Regions from separate parts of the Homo sapiens genome. Here region 2 is linked to region 1. Evidence: chromatin loops called from intact Hi-C (ENCODE). Cell type or tissue: CD14-positive monocyte. All regions are shown on one strand. Each heading gives the region's core, and the rest is flanking DNA. Links, peaks and the distances in the headings are about the cores only.

Evidence for each region. Hi-C counts contacts between places; a loop is a spot of excess contacts. Peaks named below come from ENCODE experiments on the same cell type or tissue, not always from the same donor. Only the 100,000 strongest peaks of a DNase experiment are listed, where the experiment ranks them.
Region 2: a loop joins it to region 1, with 2.3 times the contacts of the local background. A loop is called at or near these places in 8 of 110 quality-filtered maps.

The regions. Positions count from the first base shown.
Region 1 is chr1:155,491,520-155,504,037 of GRCh38, reverse strand. All of the region lies in intron 2 of ASH1L (ASH1 like histone lysine methyltransferase), which reads left to right. Among named protein-coding and RNA genes, the nearest start is that of ASH1L-AS1, 64 kb to the left of the region's middle. RefSeq lists enhancers at 3,673-3,842, 3,523-4,024. In CD14-positive monocyte, for the core only: no CTCF peak of the experiment used is centred there; a DNase peak (open chromatin) is centred at 4,577; H3K4me3 peaks cover 832 bases; H3K27ac peaks cover 3,539 bases.
Region 2 is chr1:155,550,777-155,559,446 of GRCh38, reverse strand. The region is part of intron 1 of ASH1L (ASH1 like histone lysine methyltransferase); the gene reads left to right. Among named protein-coding and RNA genes, the nearest start is that of ASH1L-AS1, 6.9 kb to the left of the region's middle. In CD14-positive monocyte, for the core only: no CTCF peak of the experiment used is centred there; no DNase peak of the experiment used is centred there; H3K4me3 peaks cover 764 bases; H3K27ac peaks cover 1,668 bases.

The sequences.
Region 1 (12,518 bases), core at 1-8,000:
ATGTCAAGAGTTATGGGCTGGACATGGTGGCTCCCACCTGTAATCCTAGCACTTAGGGAGGCCAGGGTGGGTGGGTGGCTTGAGCTCAGGAGTTCAAGACCAGTCTGGCAACATGGTGAAACCCCCCTGTACAAAAAATACAAATGTTAGCCAGGCATGGTGGCTTACACCTGTTGTCCCAGCTACTCAGGATGCTGAGGCAGGAGGATCACTTGAGCACAGGAGGTCGAGGCTGCAGTAAGTTGTGTTCATGCCACTGTACTGCAGCCTAGGTGATAGAGAGATGAAGTGGAATATATGATTGGATAAGGACTTACAGGGAAGAGGGTGGTAGTTTACATATTAACTGTGGCTTCCCTGGAACTGCTTAATGTAAATACGGATCTTTCTATAATCTGGATTATGCATACTAATGCTTTAGTTTCTCTAAAATCAATGACCTAAATTGAGAGAATACTGATTATTAAAAGAAGATAATGTCAACAAAGATGTCAGAAATGTTATTAAGGTGAAATTGTAACCAGAACTCACTTTTGAAACAAAACAGGTACTGAACTAGTGTTTATTTTTTAACAGCCAAGTCCTAATTTACTATGTATATTTTACTTTTATTTTTGGAAAACATATCAAAGTATACAAGCTTGCAATAAAAAGTTCTACTATATTAGGAAGTCAGAGTTTAGGAGGTACACAAAGGCATTTTGACAAAAATGCACAGATGGTAGATACACTAGAATATTTTAGCTGTATTGAGTGAAGCTACATTGAATTACTAACATCTGAGGATATATATGAAGGCACAAAAATGATCCTAACATCTTTCTGTAGGATTTGATAGTAACTCTCACAGTAAAAACAGTGAAACAAAATGGCACCTGCTTCTCAGCCTCACTTTTTCATTTCTTAGCAAAATTACTGAGTGTGATTATTGTGTAGTTCCTTGCCTAGTCTTTGATTTTACGGGCTGGGGGCTCCAAAAGATTGCTGAGGAGATCAAAAGCAGATGCTGAAAATTATAAGCCAAGGCAGGGGAGCTTGGTAACCTTTCTTTCTAAGCTGTTTGTTGATTATAACGGTTAGGGCAATTATGAAGGTTAGGAATTATGAAATATGGAAATTCTCCTAAGCATACTTGGTAACTCTTAAAAATTCTATTTGTCTCAACCTCGATAACTAAAATTACCTAAGATAAATGAGAAAAATTAGAAAAGCAAATTTAATCACTAAATTTCTAAATAAAAAGCAAAAAGGATAAAAAAGTTTCACTGTGCAAGGAGAAAGGAAGGAGGATGAGGGAATGGAAAGACTCAGCTTAGACATCCCCCAATTCTGTGAAACGTTCCCTGAACCTTTCTAGGAGGTTACTCTATCCTCTGTGTTTCCATTGCATATATTTCTGTTTTTAACATATAGCACATTGTATAATAATTATTAATTGATTTCTCTATTTCTTTGGCTCCTTCAGTGTCAGGGTGATCTTTTAAGTTTGTGCTTTTTATGAGCAACACAGAAAATGCTTTAAAAACAGTTCAGTAAGACTGAAGAAAAGATCTGTAAGCATAAAACAAATACCATCATCATTACCAAAAATTCAGTGCTTAAAATATAGCTTGAGAATGTGAGTATTTATTTCCTTATTCCTAAGATTTTGCTTTTGAATACACTATCTGCCGGGCGCGGTGGCTCATGCCTGTAATCCCAGCACTTTGGGAGGCCAAGGCGGGCGAATCACAAGATCAAGAGATCGAGACTATCCTGGCCAACATGGTGAAACCCCATTTCTACTAAAAATACAAAAAATTAGCTGGGTGTGGTGGTGCGTGCCTATAATCTCAGCTACTCGGGAGGCTGAGGCAGAAGAGTTGCTTGAACCCGGGAGGCGGAGGTTGCAGTGAGCCAAGATCGCGCCATTGCACTCCAACCCGGATGACAGTGTGAGACTCTGTCTCAAAAAAAAAAAAAAAAAGAAAAGAAAAGAAAAGAAAACTGTCATAACTGTATTACTCAAATATTTCCTCTTCTCTCATTTGCTAAAAATATATAGTAAAACTTTCATGCCTATTTAAAACAATCTCTAGGCCGAGTGCAGTGGCTCATGCCTGTAATCCCAGCATTTTGGGAGGTTGAGGCAGGCGGATCATGAGGTCAATAGATCGAGACCATCCTGGCCAACATGGTGAAACCCCGTTTCTACTAAAAATACAAAAGTTAGCTGGGCATGGTGGCGTGTGCCTGTAGTCTCAGCTACTTGGGAGGCTGAGGCAGGAGAATCGCTTGAACCCGGGAGGTGGAGGTTGCAGTGAGCCGAGATTGCGCCACTGCGCTTCAGCCTGGTGACAGAGCGAGACTCTGTCTCAAAAAAATGAATGAATAAAACAATCTGTAGATTGCTATTTTTAAGAAATTGCGGATGCCAAGGTGGGCAGATCACCCGCGGTCAGGAGTTCAAGACCAGCCTAGTCAACATGGCAAAACCTGGTCTCTACTAAAAATATAAAAATTAGCCAGGAATGGTGACACCCACCTGTAGTCCCAGCTACTTGGAGGGATGGAGTACGATAATCACTTGAAACCGGGAGGTGGAGATTGCAGTGAGCTGAGATTGTGCTACTGCACTCCAGCCTAGGTGATAGAGTGAGACAATATGTAATAAATAATTAGGAACATCTGAAAGTAATCTTAGTTTAAGAAAACATTTTGAAGTTGGGCATGGTGGCTTAGGCTTGTAATCCCAGTTACTCAGAAGACTTGAGGCAGGAGGATTGCTTGAGGCCAGGAGTTTAAATCCATCCTTGGCAACGTAACAAGACCCCATTTCTGATTTTAAAAATAAGGAAGAAAGACAAAACATTTTTAGATGTCAAACACCTTTTGAAAGAGTTTAACACATCTTAATGACTTACCCCAAATAGGTGGTACCATATGAACCCAAGTCAAACAATTTTATTATTAATACTATGGGGTATTGTGTTTTTCCAATTGCCTTTTGTTTTGTTTTTATTTTTTAAACCAATTCTTTGTGTTTAGGCTCCTTAGCTCTTTTTTTTTAAATATAGTTTCTTTTTATTTAGAGACAGAGTCTCATTCTGTCGCCCAGGCTGGAGTGCAGTGGTGCAATATCAGCTCATTGCAACCTCTGCCTCCCAGGTTCAAGCGATTCTCATGCCTCAGTCTCCTGAGTAGCTGAGATTACAGGCATGTGCCACCATGTTCGGCTAATTTTGTATTTTTAGTAGAGACAGGGTTTCGCCATGTTGACCAGTTTGGTATCAAACTCCTGGCCTCAAGTGATCTGCACGCCTAGGCCTCCCAAAATTCTGGGATTACAGGTGTGAGACACCACGCCCAGTCTAGGCTCCTCAGCTCTTACCAGAGAATTTGGGACTTGTTAATAGGAGAAGATAGGCACATTCTGTCATCTTACTTGTGCCCTATGGGCTGCGTGCCATCTCAGAGTGCTTTTTTTTTTCCTTATGCCTATTTATGAAGAGGTCCAGAATGCATGTCTACATTATTTGACTGCTGCGTTTTCACTTCCATGTTCTTGTTGACAAATGCTATTCAAGCAAGAAGACCCGATTGTATGTAGGTATCTCTGAGTCTTGCTATGATGGATTCTGTAGTCTTACCTTCATCTTGATTGTTTACTTTAAAAGCTGCTTAAGCTAGAGGTATTTTTATGGTAGAGAAGAGAACAGTTGGCACAGAGCCCAGCTTCTCCATGGCAGCAGCAATTATGCAAATTATCCTGGATCTTTACATTTCAGTAAAACCTTTCTTCCCCCTTTACATACACAAAATAGACAGCTAAGGGGCTGTGATCTGTCCTAAAGCCTTGGAGATAAAACAGGATGTCACTCTTTTCTCAAAATGACTTCTATTACGGAAGCATGAGCTCCCTTAAATGGAAGGGCAAAGCAAATCCCTGCCATTGGGCTCTGCAGCCTCTGCTATAAATGTGCCAGGAAGATTAAAACTACCGTAATTAGTTTAATCAGGTTCATCCTCAATTCTTGCTTTCATTATGTAGTAGGAACTTCCCTAATCAGTACTGCATTTGGCTGATTGAAGAGTTCACTTTCATAGCTAGGATATCTGCTGGAGTCTGTATTGTGGTTTGTTTTAATGGTGTATATATGGTGAATGTGAATGTTTCTCATTTCATTGTTGATCTTGCTAATGGAAAAAAAAAATCATTATTGAACCAAATTGTTAGAAGGTATATCTTCTTTAGTCCCAGAGAATTAAGCCTAAATATCATTACTTTCACTCACTAATTCGTATACTGCTTTTTATGGTTGTCTGCTCATATCTTTGATTTCATTTTAATGATTGTAAATCACTCCAGAGATCCTCACATACGGCTGCTCAATAATTACACATTACTAATTAATTCTGAGCTACAGCTGTATGGAAATGAATGAAAGCTTTTTGAGAGACATCAGAATTAAAGGTCCTATATGATAAGATGACAAAACCTGGAACTTTTATGAAAATTCATTAATAGGAAGACAAGATGAAACTTAATGATGAAAGAAAAGTTTCCTCTCTGACCTCACTTTGTGAGTCAAAATCACTGAGTACATAGTTCAAAATTGTACCTCTTTCGTAACTAGTTAGATGGGGATAGGGAGAAATCCTGTGAGAAAGACTATAGATGAAGTCAGATTTGCAGTGGTTTTTCATGTTGGGAATAAAAGAGGTGTTAAAAAGACCCTGAAGACTTTGTCCTCTGCCACTGGGACAAATTGACACCTTATGTCTATTCCTTAAATTATATAGCAAGAAGAACTTCTTGGGTGGTGGAAGTTTACATCACATGATGATTTCTATATTAGTATTGCCATTATTTTATCATAATTTATTTAAGAAATTATGCTAGTAACATGTTTTGGCTTACTCTTGATCCTATGAGGGCCATATAATGAGGATAGAATTTGGGGCTTCAGTGTGGAATATAAAATTCAAGTTCAGCATCTAATGGTTTTGTAATTTAAGAAAAGCCCATTGTGGTCTGCTTTTGAAAAGAAAATATTTGGTGACTTTCTATTAAAATGCATTCTTGACCTATATGTTTAATTTTCTTTAATATTTCTTTTTGGCTTTTTTTTTTTTTTTTTACTCCTGTTCTCAGATGTTTTGGTTCTCTTTTGATTATATGCCACAAACTGAAGCGTACTTTTCTTGAAAGTGTTTTCTGGGCCAGGCGCAGTGGCTGATGCCAAGGAGTTCAAGACCAGCCTGGGCAACATAGAGAGACCCTGTCTCTACAAAACATTTTTAAAAACTAGCCGGCTGGTCAGGCACAGTGGCTTATGCCTGTAATCCCAGCACTTTGGGAGGCTGAGGCAGGCAGATTACCTGAGTTCGGGAGTTCAAGACCAGCCTGACCAACATGGAGAAACCCCATCTCGACTAAAACTACAAAATTAGCCAGGCGTGGTGGCACACACCTGTAATCCCAGCTACTTGGAAGGCTGAGGGAGGAGAATCGCTTGAACCCGGGAGGCAGAGGTTGCGGTGAGCCGAGATAATGCCATTGCACTCCAGCCTGGGCAACAAAAGCGAAACTCTGTCTCAAAATACAAAAAACAAAACAAAACAAAAAAATGAACAAACAAAAACCAAAAAAACTAGCCATGCATGGTGGTGTGTGCCTGTAGTCCCGTCTTCTCAGGAGGCTGAGGTAACATTAAGTACATTTACATTGTTTTGCAGCCCTCACCATCCGTTCTTCTCTACAGTTTTTTTTTAATCTTCTGCAACTGAAATTGTGTATCTATTGAACAGTGACTCCCCTGTTACCCCTCCTAGAAGCCCCTGGCAACCACTATTCTGTTTTCTGTCTTTATGAATTTGACTGTTCTGGTTACCTCATATGTAAGTGGAATCATGCAATATTTGTCTGCTGGTGACTGGCTTGTTTCACTTAGCATAGTATCTTTAAAGTTTATCCATGTTTTAGCATTCGTTAGAATTTTCTTTTGGCCGGGCGTGGTGGCTCACGCCTGTAACCCCAGCACTTTGGGAGGCCGAGGCGGGTGGATCTCAAGGTCAGGAGATCGAGACCATCCTGGCTAACACGGTGAAACCCTGTCTCTACTAAAAATACAAAAAAAAATTAGCCATGCCTGGTGGCAGGCGCCTGTAGTCCCAGCTACTCAGGAGGCTGAGGCAGGAGAATGGCATGAACCCGGGAGGCGGAACTTGCAGTGAGCCGAGATCGTGCCACGGCACTTCCAGCCTGAGCGACAGAGTGAGACTCCGTCTCAAAAAAAAAAAAAAAGAATTTTCTTCTTTTATGGCTGAATAATATTCCATTGTGTGTACATTTGACCCTTTAACAATGCTGAAGTTATGGGCACCAACTCCACACACAGTTGAAAATCCAAGTATAACTTTTGACTCCCCCAGAACGTAACTGCTAATAGTCTACTGTTGACCAGAAGCCTTAACGATAACATAGCCTGTTAACACATATTTAATGTTATATGTATTATGTACTATATTCTTAAAGTAAGAGAATAGAAAATGAAATATTTACACTGTTCGTTAAGTTGAAGTTGATAAGGTTGTCATCCTTATCGTCTTCATTTTGAATAGGCCAAGGAGGAAGAGTAGGGGTTGGTCTTGCTGTCTAAGGGGTAGCAGAGGTGGAAGAAAATCTCCATATGCTATGAAGCCTGCACAGTTCAAACTTTTGTTGTTCAAGAATCAGTTGTATATACCATATTTCATTTATTCATCCATTGATGAACTGTGAAGCAGCCTGCTTTTGGCTGTTGTGACTAACTAATGCTTCCATGAACATGGATTTACAAATACCTGTTCCAGTTCCTGCTTTCACTTCTTCTGGGTGTCTGCAAGTTTAAGAATCAAAATTTTAAACAAATCAAATTGGCACTAGATAAGTTACTTGTAAGGTTTGTATGGAAAAATAAGCAAGAGTAGCCACAACTTTTCTGAAAAGAACAGTAACTAGAAATCAGGCTTATTAGATAATAAAACAGAAATTAAAAGGGTTAGAATATTGTGGTTGTGGTGGACTGGCAGACGGAAAATCACTGACGCCGAATAGAAAATCTAATAATTGGCTGGGTGGGGTGGCTTACACCTGTAATCTCAGCACTTTGGGAGGTTGTGACGGGAGAATTGCCCGAGCCCGGGAGTTTGAGACCAGCCTGGGCAACATAGTGAGACCCCCACCTCTCTACAAAAATTAAAAAAAAAAAATAGCCAAGCGTGATTGCACATGCTTGTGATCCCAGCTACTCAGGAGGCTGAGGTGGAAGGATTGCTTGAGCCCAGGAGGTCAAGGCTACAATGAGCCACGTTCTTGCCACTGAACTCCAGCCTATGTGACAGAGCAAGACTCCACCTCAAAAAGAAAAAGGAAGAAGAAAAGAAAAACTAGTAGTAGACTCGTGTATACGTGAGGATTTAGTACATGGGAAGTGTAGCATTTCAAATCAGAGGATGAAAGATGGAATTATTCAGTCAATTCCATTAGAACCGGTAGTTCTGTAGTAGATTTTATATTACCATACACGCATATACATGCATACATATATATTAAACTTCATGAGTGCATGTCTTTTTTCTTTTTATGGCTACATTTACTTTGAGAAGACAAAGATGTCATTTTCCACATTCAAAAGAAACTACAGTCGCGTGCTGCGTAATCATGTTTGGATCAATGACAGATCACATTTTGGTGGTCCCATAAGAGTATAATGGAGCTGAAAAATTCCTGTCACCTAATGATGTCTTGATGATCCTGACCCTGTGTAGACTTAAGCTAATGTTTGTTTGTGTTTTAGTTTTTAACAAAAAAGTTGAAAAGGTAAAAACAAATTTAAAAATTTTTAAATAAATAATTGTAAAGATACAAAGAAAAGATTTTGTACAGCTGTATGTTATATTTGCATTTTAAGCTGTTACTACAAAAGAGTCAGAAAGTAAAAAAATGTAAAAGGTAATAAAGTAAAAAAGGAAGCTAAGGTTAATTTGTTTTGTTTTATTTATTTATTTTTTTTTAATTGAGACAGTCTTGCTCTTGTTGCCCAGGCTGGAGTGCAATAGCACGATCTCGGCTCACTGCAGCCTCCGCCTCCTGGGTTCAAGTAATTCTCCTGCCTCAGCCTCCCGAGTAGCTGAGATTACAGGCTCCTGCCACCATGACCAGCTAATTTTTGTATTTTTAGTAGAAACACAGTTTTGCCATGTTGTCCAGGCTGGTCTCAAACTCCTGACCTCAAGTGATCCGCTGGCCTCAGCCTCCCAAAGTACTGGGATTACAGGCGTTGAGCTGCTGTGCCCAGCCAGATGAATTTATTATTGACGAAGGGAAATTTTTAAAAATTTAATGTAGCTTAAGTGTTCAGTGTTTATAAAGTCAACAGTAGTGTACAGTAATGTCCTAGCCCTTCACAGTCACTGAGCATTCACTGACTTTCCCAGAGTGTCGTACAGTCTTGCAAGCTCCATTCATGATAAGTACCCTATACAGGTGTACTTATATTTTCTATAAGTAGATTTTTATCTTTTATACCATATTTTTACTGTACCTTTTCTATGTTTATATACAAAAATCCTATTTTTTTTGCAGTGGCCTATAGTGTTCAGTACAGTACCACGCTGTACAGGTTAGTAGCCTAGGAGCAATAGGTTATTCTATACAGCTTAGGTGTGTGGCAGGCTATATCATCTAGATTTGTGTAATTACACACTATGATCATACAATGACAAAAATCACATTTCTTAGAGACATTTCTTAGAATTTATCCCCATTGTTAGGTAACACACACCGTACTTTGATTCTACTTCATCATCTAGCTGTCACCCCACTTCACTGTTTCCCTTGCTATTCTTTACTTACTTTTTAGATTTCTCTTTCCATTCTCTTTCAAACCCATTTCAACCAGGTTTTTGCTCCTTAATAAAGGAACTGCTGTTGCATGATTACCAGTGACTCCAATCCAACAAACAAATGTATGTTCTCATTTCTACTTGACTTGTCAGCAGCATTTGTCGCTCCTGGAAATATGTGCTTCATTTGGGTTCCAAGATACCACACATTCATTCTCTCTCTCTCTCTCTCTCTCTTTTTCCTTATTCTTTTCTGGCTTCTCAATCTTCATGATCTTTAATGTTACAATACCTTGGTGTTATCAGTCCTTAGTTTACTGTTCGGTTTACATTCACCCTCACTCGGTTATGTCCAGTCTCAAGCTTTTAAATGTCAATATGCTGTTGACTTCTAAATTTGAATCTTTCTTCTTAGGCTTCTCTACTTTGATGTTTAGTAAGTATTTCAATTTTAACATGTCTCAAACTAAACTCCTGATCATCATTTTCAGTCTTCCTCTAAGTGAGTTAATAATTTCCTCACTTCTGTCGTTACTAAAATGTTAGCTGATCATCGCAGCATAACCTAATTGCCTAATTAATTTTGCAAGCCCTCTCCTAGTATTCACTTGCTGTTTATCCCCTAACACTTGCCACCTTCTAACAAATAATAATCTTTAAAAGTTTTTTGTGTTTTTTCTTTACTGTCCTCTCTGCAATTGTCTGTCTTTTCCTTGACATATCCACAACAGTAAGTACCCATAAATATTGTTGAATGAATGGTCAAGTCATATACCTCTTCATAAAATCTTCGAATGGCTTCCTCTTTCTTGGACTGAAAAATGTCCATTTTCCTACCACCTGCAACATTACTCTTCTCTTGCTTACTCTAGTACTGCAAACATGGATTCTTTATTGTTCTTTAAACAGACAAGCTCCTGGCTCAGGGCCTTTGCTTTCTTGGTTCCTGTTTTTTCCCACATACCTACATGGATCCATCTTTGTCTTTCACCTCCTTTTCATTTCTGCACAATTGAGTTTTCAATCAGAACTTTCCGACAGCCCGTTTTAACATTGTAAATTCTTTCCATCCCTGGCCTTTTCAATTCCTCCATGCTCTGATTTTCTCCATAGTGCATTTTATCATCTGATATACCAAATATTTTACTTATTTTCTCTACTTTGCTCATGCATTACAATGACATCTCCATGGAGGAAGATGTTTTTGGATTTTTTTTTAACTGCTGTTATCCTCAGTGCTCAATAGTAGGTACTTAGTAAATACTTGCTGAAAAAATGAAAAAAAAATTTTTTTTTGAGATGGAGTCTTGCTCTATCCCCCAGGCTGGAGTGCAGTGGCACGATCTCAGCTCACTGCAACCTCTGCCTCCCTGGTTCAAGCTATTCTTCCGCCTCAGCCTGCCAAGTAGCTGGGATTACAGGCACACACTGCCACACCCAGCTAATTTTTTTTTTTGTATTTTTAGTAGAGATGGGGTTTCACCATGTTGGCTAGGCTGGTCTTGAACTCCCAACCTCAGGTGATCCTCCTGCCTCAGCCTCCCAAAGTGTTGGGATTACAGGCGTGAACCGCCATGCCCCCCCTGAAAAATGAATTATTGATGAAGCAAGAATTTAATATTATAAAATGAAATCAAGTGTTCTTGAATACTATCAGTTATAGTTAGAAAGTATTCTGTAACAGCAAGAAGAATTTATTAATAAAAGAAACAGCAGAATCTATGAAATACTTAGAAATATATTTAACAGCACATGTTTAGGATTTATATAGATATAAATACCCAGAAACACGAAAAAGCTTGACTAAATACATTTACTTTGTTATTGTAGAGCTAAAGTTAATGTTGAGATATGTTTTTCTACATTAAGATACAAAGTTAAAGCCATGTGAGGTTTTTTAAAAACTTCAATCATATCTCAAGTTTGTGAGGAAGTATACGTATGGAAAAACAGTCCGATGAAAAGGTTATTAAAGTAGTGGTGATATTTGCACAATTCTGTAACTATAGTTAAAAAAAACCCACTGAATTGTGCACTTTAAAAGGGTGAATTTGGTTGGGTGCAGTGGCACATGCTTGTAATTCCAACACTTTGGGAGGCTGAGGTAGCCAGATCACTTGAGCTCAGGAGTTCGAGACCAGCCTGGGCAACAAAGTGAGTGTCTTATCTCTAGAAAAAATTAGCCAGGCATGGTGTTGCATTCCTGTGATCCCAGCTACTTGAGAGGCTGAGGTGGGATGTTGGCTAGAGCTTGGGGGGGCAAAAGTTGTGGCAAGCTGAGATTGACACTGCACTCTAGCCTGGGCAACAGAACCGGGCCTTGTCTCAAACAAAAACAAGGTGAATTTTATGGCATGTGAGTTAAATCTCAGTAATGTTGTAAATAAAATAGAGAATTTCTATAGGAATACAAGAAAAAAAAAAAACCTACTTGTTTTCAAATATTCAAACGTTATTATGAAGTTATAATATCCATATATTAGTGGCACAATAATAATCATAAATATGAATGAAACAAAACCTTAGGAATTTAGAGTAAGATCCAAATACGAATAAGAATATGTAATAAGTATGTTATTACATTACATTAATTATAAATAATCAATGGGCATGAAATGAGTAATGTTCTTAGAACAATGAGCAATGTTCTTAGAACAATGAGCAAACCTTTTGGAATAAAGGCTGCTTCCCTACCCCCAGATTATATTTTTAGAATTTAACATGGCAAATAAAGGAAAAACGAAAAGAAACCGAAAAATAATTAATTGAAAGTGTAGTGAAGATTGTCGTCTAGAAGGACATGATTTTTCCAAGTATAAGAAAACAAGACTGGGCGTGGTGGCTCACGCCTGTAATCCCAGCACTTTGGGAGGCCGAGGCTGGCGGCTGAGGTTGGGAGTTCGAGACCAGCCTGACCAATGTGGAGAAACCCTGTCTCTACCAAAAATACAGAATTAGCCAGGCATTCTGTGCATGTGCAGTGGCACATGCCTGTAATCCCAGCGACTCGGGAGGCTGAGGCAGGAGAATCACTTCAACCTGGGAGGCAGAGGTTGCGGTGAGCCAAGATTGCACCATTGCACTCTTAGCCTGGGCAACAAGAGTGAAACTCCATCAAAAAAAAAAAAAAAAAAAAGTAAACAAAACTATATTCCACCTTAGGCTGGAATATATTTTTTCATGAATGAAAAAAAGAGAGCTGGGTACGGTGACTCACGCCTGTAATCCCAGCACATTGAGAGGCTGAGGTGAGTGGATCGCTTGAGGTCCAGAGTTCGAGACCAGCCTGGCCAACATGGTGAGACTCCATCTCTACTAAAAATATAAAAATCAGCCAGACGTGGTGGTGGGTCCCTGTAAACCAGCTAGCTACTTGGGAGGCTGAGGCACAAGAATTGCTTGAACCCAGGAGACGGAGGTTGCAGTGAGCCGAGGTTGAGCCACTGCACTCCAGCCTGGGTGATAGAGCTAAACTCAGTCTCAAAAAAATGAGAGAGAGAAAAAACCCCAAAACAAACCTATAAAGTTAAAGAGACTATTTTATTTAATGCAGTGATTAAGCACTTTAGTTATGAAATCAGACTATGTTTAAATTATTTCTTAATCATTTACTGGTTAAGTGACCTTGAGCAAGTTAGCCAATGTCTAAA
Region 2 (8,670 bases), core at 427-8,426, 55 kb before region 1:
TCTCCTGCCTCAGCCTCCCGAGTAGCTGGGATTACAGGCATGTGCCACCATGCCCTGCTAATTTTGTATTTTTAGTAGAGACAGCGTTTCTCCATGTTGGTCAGGCTGGTCTGGAACTCCTGACAGATGATCCACCCGCCTCGGCCTCCCAAAGTGCTGAGATTACAGGGGTGAGCCACCGCGCCCGGCCTCATCTGGTGTTTTTGTATAAAGGAACTATTGGTTTGAGAAGAAGGCAAACATTTATATTTCTTACCTTCTTTTGGGATATATTTCTACAGTGCGTTTATGTAAAAAGGTTTTGATGTCGCTGGGCATGGTGGCTCTCACTTGTAATCACTTTGGGATGCTGAAGAGGGTGGCTCACCAGAGGTCAGGAGTTTGAGACCAGCCTGGCCAACGTGGCAAAACCCCGTCTCTACTAAAAGTACAAAAATTAGCCAGGCATGGTGTGTGTGCCGGTAGTCCCAGCCAGTTGGGATGCTGAGGCAGGAGGATCTCTTGAATCCCTGAAGTGGAGGTTGCAGTGAGCCGAGATCCACCACTGTACGCCAGCCTGGACGACAGAGTGACTCTCTCAAAAAAAAAAAAAAAAGAAAAGAAAAAGGGGCCTAGGGCCTGGCATAGTGGGTTATCCCTATGATCCCAGTGCTTTGGGAGGCTGAGCCAGGAGGATCACTTGTGCCCAGGAGTTTGATACCAGCCTGGCCAACATAGGAAGACCCCATTTCTACAGAAAGTTAAAAAATTAGAATGAACACCTGCAGTCCTAGCTACTCTGGAGGCTGAGACAGGGGAATTACTTGACCCAGGAGTTGGAAGCTGCTGTGAGCTATGGTGGTGCTACTGCACTCCAGCCTGGGCAATAGCGTGAAACACTGTCTCTTTAAAAAAAGGAAAAGGATTTTCATGTTCTACTCTTGAGTTATATTGTGAAATAGAATACAGCACATCACTTTTTAAATTTTTTTTTTTGAGAGAGAGTTTCGCTCTTGTTGTCCAGCCTAGAGTGCAACAGCGCGATCTCAGCTCGCTGCAACCTCTGCCTCCTGGGTTCAAGGGATTCTCCTGCCTCAGCCTCCCCAATAGCTGGGATTACAGGTGTGTGCCACCACGCCCGGCTATTTTTTATGTATTTTTAGTAAAGACAGGGTTTTGCCATGTTGGTCAGGCTGGTCTCAAACTCCTGACCTCTGGTGATCCACCCGCCTCGGCCTCCCAAAGTGTTGGGATTACAGGTGTGAGCCACCGCACCTGCACATCACTTCTTAATAACTTGCTAGGTACTGTGTCTTTATAGTATTAGCAATTCCACTTGAGTCTTTATTCTGAGTCTTCCTCCATGCTTTATTAATATTGAATTGGCCACCTTCATTTCTGCCCAAGACAATGTGGAAGCACACAGTGGAGAAGTCTTACTATGTGTAAGATTGTGGTGGTGGTGGTCTCCATTTAAAATAACTTTGTATTGCTATTTGAATAATGTGTATTGATCTGAGTCTTTTAAAGGTAGTATACAACCTCACTATAATCTGCTGTGAGATCTGCTTAGGCCAGCCTTTTCAGCAGCATGTAGTATTTTAAACCTGGGTGCCGCAAGAGGTGGAAATGCAACTAGTTCATTTTTGTTTTGTTTTGAGGTATGCTGCTAGTTTCTGTTATCATTTTCCTTAAAATTAATTTTAGTGTTTTTTCATTTATATTTTTTCATATGAAGAGGCTAGATTTTCTTATTGCTTGTCATCATAGTTAATAATAGTCTTATATTTCACGTTTTAGAAATCGCTTTTTTAGTGACTGCCTCATCAGGCCTGTAATTGGCAGAATGTGATATTTATCAAAATTAACTTTAAAATAATGATTTCTAGGCCGGGCGTGGTGGCTCACACCTGTAATCCCAGCACTTTGGGAGGCCGAGGTGGGCGGATCACAAGGTCAGGAGAACGAGACCATCCTGGCTAACATGGTGAAACCCTGTCTCTACCAAAAATACAAAAAAAAAACCCAAAAAACAAAATTAGCCGGGCATGGTGATGGGCACCTGTAGTCCCAGCTTCTCAGGAGGCTGAGGCAGGAGAATGGTGTGAACCTGGGAGGTGGAGCTTGCAGTGAGCCAAGACTGCGCCACTGCACTCCAGCCTGGGTGACAGAGCGAGACTCTGTCTCAAAAAAAAAATAAATAAATAAAATAATGACTTCTAGTGATGACAGAAATTTAACCAATAATCTTACTGCTATTTCAGAGTTGTATTTTTTCATTGAACAGCTAAGTTTTCATGTTTGGAAATCTATGAAATTTTTATTGTAGTATTATATTTGCTTTTCATAGTCTTTAGTCATTTGCCCTCAGACATACACAAGTTGATGACAAGGTTGTATACTTTTTTCCATCTAATTAAAAAAATTTTTTTGAGACAGGGTCTTACTATGTCACCCAGGCTAGGGTGCCGTGGTACGAGCATAACTTACTGCATGCTCTACCTCTTGGGCTCAAGCAGTCCTTCCATTGTCCCAAGTAACTGGGATTACAGGCACATGCCACCACGCCTGGCTAATTTTTAATTTTTTTGTAGCGATGGAGTCTCACCGTGTTGCCCCCACTGGTCTCGAACTTCAGCAGTCCTCCCTCTTCAGACTCCCAAATTGCTGGAATTATAGGCATGAGCTACCACACCTGGGCAATTTTGTTCATTTAAAAATATTTTTGGCCAGGTGCAGTGGCTCACACCTGTCATCCCAGCACTTTGGGAGGCCGAGGTGGGCAGATCACGAGGTCAGGAGTTCGAGACCATCCTGGCTAACGTGGTGAAACCCCGTCTCTACTAAAAATATAAAAAATTAGGCGCAGGTGGCATGTGCCTGTAGTCCCAGCTACTCGGGAGGCTAAGGCAGAAGAATCAGTTGAACCTGGGAGGTGGAGGTTGCAGTGAGCTGAGATCACGCCACTGCACTCCAGCCTGGGTGACAGAGTGAAACTCTGTCTCAAAAAATATATATATATACACATACACACACACACACACACACACACACACACACACACACGTATATATATGTATATTTATATTTATAATTTTTTACAGCTGGGGTCTGGCTGTGTTGCCCAGACTGAACTTGAATTCCCAGGCTCAGTTGATCCTCCCACTTTAGCCACTCAAGTGTTTGGGACCACAGGTATGTGCCACCACATGTATGTGCCACCACATCTGGTTAATTTTTAAATTTTATGTACAGGTAGAGTCTTACTGTGTTGCCCAGGATGGTCTTGAACTCTTGGACTCATGTGGTCCTCCCACCTTGGCCTCCCAAAGTGCTGAGAAATGTGAGCCACAATGCCCAGTCAGCTTTTTATTTCTTTAATGTGGCAAATTGCAAACATATATAGAAATAAAGAGAATAGTATAATGAGCCTTCATGTACTCAACATCCAGCTTCAGCAGTTATCAACACAGTTAACACACTGTTTCCACATCTACCAGCCCCTGTCCCTCCTTCCCCTCTTGCTTATTTTAAAGCAGATCTTCCAGTTATTGTATAATTTCATCCATAAATACTTAAGTATTTAAAAATTCTTTTCACTGTTAAGTGAGGAATTACTCCTTCATAGTTAGGTTTATATAACTTTTAAGTATCTGATCATAGTTGGAACTAAACTACTTACACCATCTACTTCTAATCCATATTACTTATCAGTAGGGAATTCCCTGTGCCAGCTAAGAAGAAATGAGGTAAATAGTTCACATCATTGCTTTTCGATGTTTGCATTGAACATTTAGAACAGTTCCTATGCTATTCAGAATAGCTTATCAGCTTTTTTCAAATGCACAAGAGAGAAACAAAGGGTTTCTTACAGTTTTTTAGTCATAGCGACAAGATGCTAAAAAATGTCTAGTTTTTAGTCCCTAGATTTTCATTTTTTTGTTTTCCATTTTTTTTTTTTTTTTTTTTTTGAGACAGAGTCTCACTCTGTTGCCCAGGCTGGAGTGCAGTGGCGCAATCTCGGCTCACTGCAACCTCTGCCTCCTGGGTTCAAGTGATTCTCCTGCCTCAGCCTCCTGAGTAGCTTGGACTACAGGTGCGAGCCACCATGCCCAGTGAATTTTCGTGTTTTTAGTAGAGACCGGGTTTCACCATGTTGGCCAGGCTGATCTTGAACTCTTGACCTCAAGTGATCAGCCCGCATCGGCCTCCCAAACTGTTGGCATTACAGGTGTGAGCCACTGCACTGGCCTGTGTGTTTAATTTTAAGAGGAAGAAAGTCAAATAACTGTAGGTCAGACTTTAATTCTTTTTTTTTTTTTTTTTGAGACGGTTTCTCACTCTGTCCCCAAAGCTGAAGTGTAGTGGCACGATCTCGGCTCACTGCACCTCTTCCTCCTGAGTTCAAGCGATTCTCCTGTTTGAGCCTCCTGAGTAGCTGGGACTACTGGTGTATGCCACCATGCCCGGCAAATTTTTGTATTTTTAGTAGAGATGGGGTTTCACCATGTTGGCCAGGCTGATCTCTAACTTCTGACCTTCAGGTGATCTGCCCGCTTCAGCCTCCCAAAGTGCTGCGATTACAGGTGTGAGCCACCACACCCAGCTGAGTTTAATTTACTTTAACAAGCCATTCATTTGTTTGTTTTGTATTCATTCATTCCTCACTCCACTGACTAACATTTTTCCAGTGCTTCCACCATACCCATTTCTGTGCTTAGGTGTGGGGAAAAGACATACAGTGTTTTTTTTTGTTTTTGTTTTTGTTTTTTAAATCTCAGATGTAATCCTAGCTCTGTGGGAGGCCAAGGCAGGAGGATTGCTTGAGCCCAGGAGTTTAAGACCAGCCTGGGGGCAACATAAGGAGACCTGGTTACTAAAAAAATAAAAAATTCAGGCTGGGCATGGTGGCTCACGCCTGTAATCCCAGCACTTTGGGAGGACGAGGCGGGTGGATCACCTGAGATTGGGAGTTTGAGACCAGCCTGACCAACATGGAGAAATCCCATCTCTACTAAAAATACAAAATTAGCCCTGTGTGGGGGCACACGCCTTTAATCCCAGCTACTCGGGAGGCTGAGGCAGGAGAATCGCTTGAACCCGAGAGGCAGAGGTTGCAGTGAGCCGAGATTGTGCCATTGCACTCCAGCCTGGGCAAGAAGAGTGAAACTCCGTCTCCAAAACAAAAAGTAAATACATAAATTAAAAAAAAAAAATTCGCCAAGTGTGGTGGCATCCACCTGTGGTCCCAGCTACTTGGGAGGCTGAGGTGAGAGAATCACTTGAGCCTGGGAGATTGAGGCTGCAGTAAACTGTAATCGCACCACTCTACTCCAGCCTGTGTGACAGAGTGAGACCCTGTCTCTAAAGGAAAAAAAAAAAAACTCGGGCCGGGCGCAGTGGCTTACACTTTGAGTGGCTGAGGTGGGCAGATCACGAGGTCAGGAGTTCGAGACCAGCCTGGCCAACATGGTGAAACCCCATCTCCACTAAAAATACAAAAATTAGCCAGGCGTAGTGGCACACGCCTGTAGTCCCAGCTACTCGGGAGGCTGTGGCAGTAGAATTGCTTGAACCTGGGTGGTAGAGGTTGCGGTGAGCCGAGATCTTGCCACTGCACTCCTGCCTGGGTGACAGTGAGATTTCATCTCAAAAAAAAAAAAAAATTCTAATAGGAGGAGCATGTTAACAAACATATTACAGTAATATTATGTAATACATTTGCCTATGTTAACAAACATACTACGATACATACTATGTAATGTTTTTGTCCAAGGTGGGGAAGTTATTCAATCTGTGGTGAGAAAGGAAAGGTTAGGGTGGCTTCCTACAAGTGGGAAGAGCCAGGCTTTAAAGGATAAGTGTGAGACATTCAGACTTAAGAGAGGGCGTTCTAGGTAGAGGGAGATCATCTGCAAACGTATGAACGTATGACACAGCAGGATGAGTGCACTGTAATTTGGATCGGTAAATTTTCAACCCATTCTCTTATGATTTCCTGTGTCTTCAGTGCTATATAAGGTTGGCCTTTGTAATTAGATATCTTCTATCAAATAAAGATGGAAATATGTTCAAAATACTTTTCTTAGACAAAAAACTATTGTTATAAAAGTAATTTCTAGCAAAGATTAATGTCAATAAAATATTTGGTTATATTTTAGTTACTCAGAAAATTTTTACTAGAATGTAACCCACTCAGCATTCTAGTTAATCAGGCCTTGATTATAATAAGTATCTAGCCAGATCTAAAAATGTATAATTAGTTGTCTTAATAATGAATGAATCTCTCAGCATCTGCATTGGTATATTTCCCCTCAATTTGTTGAAAATCCCAAATAGTCATTAAGATCATAGACTCTGAAATCAGATTGATTAGGCTCAGATCTGAGTTTTGCTAACTTATTGACTGTAATTTTGAGCAAAATACTTACAATCTTTGGTTTCCTTGACTGTAAAATATGGTGATATAGTAATGATAATATTTATAGCATAGAGTTGGCGGATTCTACGAGATGATATGTATAATGTGTTTAGCATAATGTGTGCCATGCAGCAAGCAAATAATGTGTATTTGTTATTATTTTAGTTATTTATTTTCTTCATTTCCAAAAAAGAATATAGCAAAGCAGATTACTTCCCTCATAGGTAAGAATATGTAAAATACACTTTTGAAGTGTATATAAGCAATGTCCTTATTTGTATACATATTTTTTCCATTTTCAATTTTTAGCATACTATTTATCTTTTCTCACATGTGAATTCCAATTTCGTATTTTCCCTCTTCATTTTAGCCTAGGTTTTCGTGTTTGGCTTTTTCTTTTTGAGTCAGGGTCTCGCTCTGTTGTCCATGCTGGAGTGCAGTGGTGCGATCTCGGCTCACTGCAAGCTCTGCCTCCCGGGTTCACGCCGTTCTCCTGTTTCAGTCTCCTGAGTAGCTGGGACTACCAGTGCATGACACCACCCTGTTGTAGTTTCTATCAAAACTTCTTTTTGTTTTTTTTGAGACAGAGTCTCACTCTTGTCGGCTAGGCTGGAGTGCAGTGGCGCGATCTCGGCTCACTGCAAACTCCGTCTCCTGGGCTCAAGCAATTCTCCTGCCTCAGCCTCCCGAGTAGCTGGAATTACAGGCATGCGCCACCACGCTCGGCTAATTTTTGTATTTTTAGTAGAGACGGGGTTTCACCATGTTGGCCAGGCTGGTCTTGAACTCCTACCTCAGGTAATCCTCCTGCTTTGGCCTCCCAAAGTGCTGGGATTACAGGCGTGAGCCACTGTGCCCGGCCTTCATATATTTATTTAGTGCTTACTATGTGCCAGGCACTATTCTAGGTACTGGGATACAGTGATGGACAAAACAAGATCCCTGCTTTGCTGTCTTAGGACTTAATAATTTGGGCATTTTCTTTTTTCGATATAGATCTTTTAGTACTGATATAACATACTGTTAGCCAGTATATTACGTGTTGTTCAAGCAAGATTCTTTTTCTTTTTTGACACGGAGTCTCAACCTTTCGCCCAGGCTGGAGTGCAATGGCATGATCTCGGCTCACTGCAATCTCTGCCTCCCAGGTTCAAGTGATTCTCCTGCTTCAGCCTCCCAAGTCACTGGGATTACAGGCGCCCGCCACCACGCCCGGCTAATTTTTTTTTTTTTTTATCTTTAGTAGAGACGGGGTTTCACCATGTTGGCCAGGCTGGTCTTAAATTCTTGACCTTGTGATCCACCTGTCTTAGCCTCCCAAAGTGCTGGGATTACAGGTGTGAGCCAACACTCCTGGCCTGCAAGATTCTTTTTTTTTTTTTTTTTTGAGACGGAGTCTCGCTCTGTCGCCCAGGCTGGAGTGCAGTGGCGGGATCTCGGCTCACTGCAAGCTCCGCCTCCCGGGTTCACGCCATTCTCCTGCCTCAGCCTCCCAAGTAGCTGGGACTACAGGCGCCCGCCACTACGCCCGGCTAATTTTTTGTATTTTTAGTAGAGACGGGGTTTCACCGTTTTAGCCGGGATGGTCTCGATCTCCTGACCTCGTGATCCGCCCGCCTCGGCCTCCCAAAGTGCTGGGATTACAGGCGTGAGCCACTGCGCCCGGCCGTAGATTCTTAAGATAGACTCAAGATTCCTGAAGAAATTCCTGGTATATGATTATTTTTCTGCTAAAGTGAATCAATTATGTGACAAAAATTTTTCCCCCCCGAGGAAAAGATACTGTGTGCCTATGTTTCATCCAGGCATTCCATTGGATAGTTAGTCCTTTGAGATATCAGTGGATTAAATCATCTGTTAAGAATCAAATAAAATGCTGCAGGAAGAAAGTGAAAAACAAAACAAAAAAAGAGTCAAATAAATAAAGGCTGGGCATGGTGGCTCTCCCCTGTAATCCCAGGACTTTGGGAGGCTGAGGTGGGGGGATTGCTTGAGCCCAGGAGTTCCAGACCGCCTGGGCAACATAGTGAGACCATGTCTCTAAAAAAATTTTAAAAATTAGCCAGGCATTGTGGCACATACCTGTAGTCCCAGCTACTTGGGAGGCTGAGCAGTAGATTTCTTGAGCCCAGGAGGTCGAGGCTGCAGTCAGCCATGATTGCACCACTGCACTCTAGCCTGGGCAACAAGATGAGATCCCATCTGGATCTTTATGTCAAGTACTGTATTAAGCCCAGAGTATACAACAGTGAATAAAACAGATAAAAGTT